Regions from separate parts of the Homo sapiens genome. Here region 1 is linked to region 2. A link is an interaction called in ENCODE POLR2A ChIA-PET data of the cell type or tissue named here. Cell type or tissue: B cell. All regions are shown on one strand. Each heading gives the region's core, and the rest is flanking DNA. Links, peaks and the distances in the headings are about the cores only.

Region 1 (2,807 bases), core at 29-2,528, 110 kb after region 2:
TGGCCACTATATTTTGAATCCCCTGATAAAGCAAAGTAGATTGGTGATAAATGGGTATCAGGGAAATGTGCAGTGACAGGGAAGTATTGTGCTTCTTTCTCAGAAATCACCCAACTCAACTTGACTTTGATTATGGATGCTTGTAGTTTTTTTTTTCTGTTTCAATCTACATTCCTGAAAACATTTCCTATTTGGGTAAGCATAAAGCCAAGCACAGATTATCCTCTGAAATTACTGAAGCATCCCTGGGCTTTAATTTTATGGGCGGAGTTCCCAGAGTCTCAAAATCTAATGCTGAAACATGAAAATTAATGTTGTGTTCGTGTATGGGTATCTATCAGCTTTATGATCATCAGCCTATATGTGCTATGAACAAAAGAAAGTTCAGACTATCTTCCCTGCTCATCTGGGGTTGAGTTGCCCAAAACATTGAACTGGGTTTATAAATGGGCCCAGTATTGGCCAGTTAGACAACCTTTCCCTTCACTCTAGGAGGCTAGATGTGGCCAGTGAACTTGAGCTTATTAGCTATAGATTTCAGGTCAAAGGCTAAAGAGAAGGACTCCCACAGATGGTGAATAATCCTAAGATTTTTAACTCATAAAATAGAAGATGAGTTAACTATGTCTGCATATTTGTCATGATATGCCTGGTTCCCAATGTGTCTTTCTATGAATGTGCAAATACCTAACTATTTCCAAGGGCCTAAGAGTACAGCTAATAAAAGGCTGAGGACCATAAGGACCAACCTCATGTTGCTAGCAGCCTATAACTTGAGATAATGTCTGTACTAGACATGATTCATTGTATTAATCACAAAATTAAAATGTAAGTCCAAGCCAGCAGGAATGAAAGAGCAAATTCATAAAAAAGTGACATAAAAAAACTCACAGTGATCAAAACTTGACCTTTGGGAATTTATATATTGGATTTAAGAGTCTGTAGCTAAATGGAACACCAAATTTAAGTCTTCTACTTTTATAAACCATGCCAAATATGACTTTGTCATTTCATCATACAAATTAAGTGTGTACTTTTAAAAATCAGTAACTGTATCTTAGAATAACACATCAACATGAATTTCTCAAGACTTGTGGTTTGCTAAACATTATGGTAGGAGCTTAGATAAGGAGATTAAGAACCTATCACTGGCCTCAAAAAGTCTGCAGTCTAGCTATGGAGAATGATGACTAACACACTTCAGATCAGAGCAGAATGACCTCTCAGTATATACTTCTGTGCTGTGCTGGGTGACACAGATGGTCAGCACTCTTTTTCAGAGGAAATAGAGATATTAGGAGCTGGGGTATCAGTGAAGGTGGAATTATTTCTGATAGAACAGTGTGATTTTCAAGAGCCAGGCTCTGATGTCTAACAGGCCTGGGGTTGAATCCATGCTCAGCCACTAGTCAGCGGTGGAAACTTTGGGAAAGTTAGCTGACCTCTCTGAGTGTCAGTTTCCTCATCTGCCAGATAGTAATAGAAAGAATACCTTAAGAGGCTTTCTATGAAGGTTGAATGAGTTCTTGCTCCACTTTCAATAAATGAGAGTGATCTCCTTCATTACCATACCATCACGATCCCCTTCAGTACGAGGCTTCAGAGGATGGAGAGAGGCATTGTCCATGGGCACAGATTGAAGCCAGCATTCCCTCCAAAAAAAGGGGAAGGCAAAAGGAGTGAAGGTATGGAGATAGAAAGGAGCCAAATGTTTTACTTCTAGGCTGGGGAGGACAAGCATAGAGAGCAGTTCTTCAAATACATAGGGAGAGATGACTGGACAAAGATGGTAGGACCAAGTGATGGCGACAATCTTTTGTGACTCTCATCAAACTTTGTAGGTCGATGCTGGGAAGATAATGTGCCCTGAAAGTTGCTGGAGAATAAGATCCACATATGATGACAGACAAGGGCAACAAGAAGCTCAAACAATATTTGCTAATTGGGTTGCAAAGTAGAAAGTAAAGCTGAATCTTCCCTTTATATTTGTAGCCCATTCAGCATTTTTATTATAAAGCTTCCAAAATATAAGTAAAACCCATGCCAGCTACATTTGAACTGTTTCTTGGAACCCCATTCCTCCTTCGGTCTCCCTAACATTTCTGTAGACTCTAAATAGAGTAAGAATAATGCATCCACATTTTTCTCCATAGAACCCCACTCACATAACCATCAACCTATGGTCATAGCAAGACAGGTGAAGCCACGTTTTGATAGTGAGATGAAATCAATCAGTGAAAAGTAGTTGTTGTTTTTAAGGAGTAAAGCTTTTTTGTATCTTTAAGAGAGAAGAAATCCAAGGCCATGAGCAGAAAAATTGTCTGACTCAGAATGTAGATTGGAGAACAAACATTACCTCTACAAGGAGACTCTGGGGCTTTTCAATATTTAGGATACTAGTATTTGTCTTTAATTCCCAAAAGGGATTTTTAAAAAAAAAAAATCCAAGGATAGGATTAATTATCTTGGAATTGTCTAATATCCACTCTTATGTTTGAAATTGCAAGCAGGGAGACGTTTTAAACATTATGAAAAGAAGAGAAAATCTCCCCTGACAAATAAATGCCTTGAAACATTAGATATTAGTACTAGTCAAGTGCTCTTTCTTTTCAGAAATATTAAAATTGCATATTAAAATGAAAGATCCTTAGACTGTGCTCCTGCCTAATGCCACAAAAAATAAGAATTTAAGAACAATTTTAGAGACAAAAGATTATATGAAACATCCAGCTCTTCCCCTTATGGGAAATTTCTTTTTTTAACATCCAAGGCTCAATCATTTCCTAATGTGAAATTACAGATTTTTC
Region 2 (2,807 bases), core at 39-2,538:
AAGTGCACAATTTATTTCAAAACCATTCTAGAGCAGTGCCATCCTATAGAACATTCTGCAATGATAAAAAAATTCCCTGTTCACCGTGTCCAATGCAGTAGGCAATAGTCGCCTATGGCTATGAAACGCTCAGTGTGGCTATTGAGGCTCAGAAAGGGAATCTAAAATGTCGTTTAGTTTAAATTTAAATAGCCAGGCATTTGGCTTCTGTATTGGACAGTGCAGTTCTAGAAAGTAAAGGTGTAATTATAACAGATATCGTGAAATTCTAAACATATCTTTTCCTTCGTATTCTCATCATCTGTTTCTCTGGGCAGGGGAGTGGAAAAGGGGAGAAAGAAGGAAAGTGTTGTTGTGTCCAAAGGTAAAATCATTTTTAATGTTTATCTGTCTCAAATTTAGGCTGTGTTTTATTGACAAAATTTAGGAAGGTTGAAGATTTGGCAGGCTTGTCTGTCCCCTTGCCTGTGTGAATGTGTCAGCACCTTATTAATTATGTGGTAAACTGTAAAGGCCCTTTTCCCTCCTACCATGGGCCTATTTTTAAAGGACACTTCAGTACCCCTTTTGCATCTCACAGTGTTTTTTTTTTTTTAATTTACAAGTCGCTCTGTGGATTAATTTTAGCATATGTTTTATTTAAATATATCCTGAATATTTCCAAATTGAAATGGGAGAAATTGTTTTGTGGTAGGGAAGTTGTGCTGTGAGTTTTTGAGGAACGTATTAGCTGCTTATTTTCTAGAAATTAAAAGTATAAAGATTCTCTGTATTATCTTTTTTCCAATTTTGATTGGCATTTCAGCCAAATGATTCTATCACACATGTGGCCCTGGTGGTTCTTCTCTTGCCAAGAAAAGAAAAACATATGGGGTGTAGTTTTTTTTTCCTTAACCGTTTTTGACATTTTTGTTCAATGTAGGATTAGATGACAGTGTCTTTGAAACATACTGAATATTTTAAGCCTTAAGTTTGTAGAGCTTGTGTCTTACAGGTGCATGGTGAATTGTCATTGTTTTTTTTTTTTCCTCCTAAGACAGACATCTAGAATAACCACTTTCTGTATTTCCTGACACTGAAAACAGATATGGTTTGGGATTCCTTTTATAGTTTCTTCAGCTAACGACTCCAGTGACCGCTCAATTGTGGTCTCATAGTAAATCAAAATTTCTTTGAAAGACCCAGCTCTGTTATGTAATTGTAAGTCCTAAGAAGTCGTCTCTCTAAAAAGAAAAGTGAATTTCTGTTGCCTTAAATAATATTGACTTTGCCACTGCATATGATAGTTTTTGAAGGCAAAATAGTAGACCGTTTTCTTCTCTTCTTCTTTCTTTTAAATTAACCTGTAAACATACAAGCTGTGTTTACACATAAGGCTGTGTCAGATCTGGTTGGTCAATCATGAATAAAGAGAAGAACCACTCTGCAAACTTCTGCATCAAACTTACATGTCATCCCCCAAATGATTTGTTCTAGATGGAATTTGGGGTTTCACAGTGGCTAAGGAGAATACTCTGATTCCCTGATTGAACTCTCAACTGTTTCCTATGCATTTTAATTAAGTAGATTTAGAAAACAAAATCAACCTTATGCTACTAGTATGGGTGATGTGTTCATAGCCTGCAATTCGTGGGCATCTTTGAGGCTCTGGGAAAGGAAATTCATCGTATTTTGCCAGGATGCACTTAGGTCAACGAGGAGGACAGTGGAACTTTTAAGTATGGGAAGACTGTGGGGACTGGCGTCCAAGCTGACAATTCACAGGCATAGGCCAGGGCCTGGCGTTTTCCCCTCTGCCCAGCTTAGCTGATGAAAGAGTGTTACACAAGACTCTTCAGAAGTCGATGCCCCCTTCAGCCAACTTGGAGAAAAGGCTTCCTCAGAAACTGAGGCCTCCATCTGTGCCAACCCTTGTAAAGCGGTTCACCTCTTCAGAGGCTAATGCCTCTCAAAACCAAGAACAATTAAAGCGAGAGTCTTTCCAAGCAACTGGGGAATTGAGCAAAATAAATCAGAAATCCTCAGCCTTCGCTCTGGAGGCTCGCCTCATTATGAGAGCAGATCTATTAGCCCTCTTGCCATTGTCTTTCATTTCTCAAGTGAGGTGATTCTAATTAAATTAATCTGCATGTCAATCTATCGGTGATCAATCAAAGAGCCTGAGGTTTCCCCTATGCTGCAGGGTGCTTGCGGCTGACAGGGGCTGATAATGGAGGAAGAAATAAACTGTCGAGCAAAGTTAATTAGTCAACATAATAGGTGGATTAAACGGGAGCGGGCTGATTGCTGTTTCCCATGTCAAAGCATGAGGTGGGAGCTGAAGCTGCAATTACAGACAATTATTATATTTGGTTGTAAGAGGTCGCATGAATAAACATATCTCTGTGGGTTTCAGTTTTAATCCCTTTCCCCATTTAATATAAGGAGAAGCGTAGGTCATTTCTTCTCATTGTTTTAGTCAAAGTTCTCTGAGACAACATCTTTGCCTGTGTCTCTTCTGGCAAACTGGGTTCACAGTCACTTTATGAGATGGTTTCAGTGTCTAAATTATGTCTTGGGCCATTCCCACCAGTTTTTTTTTTAATTTGAAACAGATCTAAGACCCTTAATTAGCAGGAATTTTTTGGGGTGGGGTGATGGTAATAGTAGTGAGGGGGACTTTGGTCTGATGAACCAAACTAATGTGGAAAGAAAAACGTACAAGAAATCTCAAAAAGACATCCAGGAGAGAAAAATGCATCCCTGCTCTTACTGAAATCTTTTTCATTTCTCTATCCTCTTAACCCTGACACAGTGGGGAGAAATAT

Evidence for each region. ChIA-PET counts read pairs that join two places held together with the same protein. Peaks named below come from ENCODE experiments on the same cell type or tissue, not always from the same donor. Only the 100,000 strongest peaks of a DNase experiment are listed, where the experiment ranks them.
Region 1: POLR2A ChIA-PET joins it to region 2 with 5 read pairs; 2 of 35 experiments call an interaction of 5 or more read pairs at or near these places.

Annotation. Positions count from the first base shown.
Region 1 is chr5:158,717,269-158,720,075 of GRCh38, reverse strand. The region is part of intron 11 of EBF1 (EBF transcription factor 1); the gene reads left to right. Among named protein-coding and RNA genes, the nearest start is that of LINC02227, 310 kb to the right of the region's middle. RefSeq lists an enhancer at 2,359-2,807. In B cell, for the core only: no CTCF peak of the experiment used is centred there; no DNase peak of the experiment used is centred there.
Region 2 is chr5:158,823,713-158,826,519 of GRCh38, reverse strand. All of the region lies in intron 7 of EBF1 (EBF transcription factor 1), which reads left to right. Among named protein-coding and RNA genes, the nearest start is that of EBF1, 270 kb to the left of the region's middle. In B cell, for the core only: no CTCF peak of the experiment used is centred there; no DNase peak of the experiment used is centred there; H3K4me3 peaks cover 1,487 bases; H3K27ac peaks cover 2,500 bases.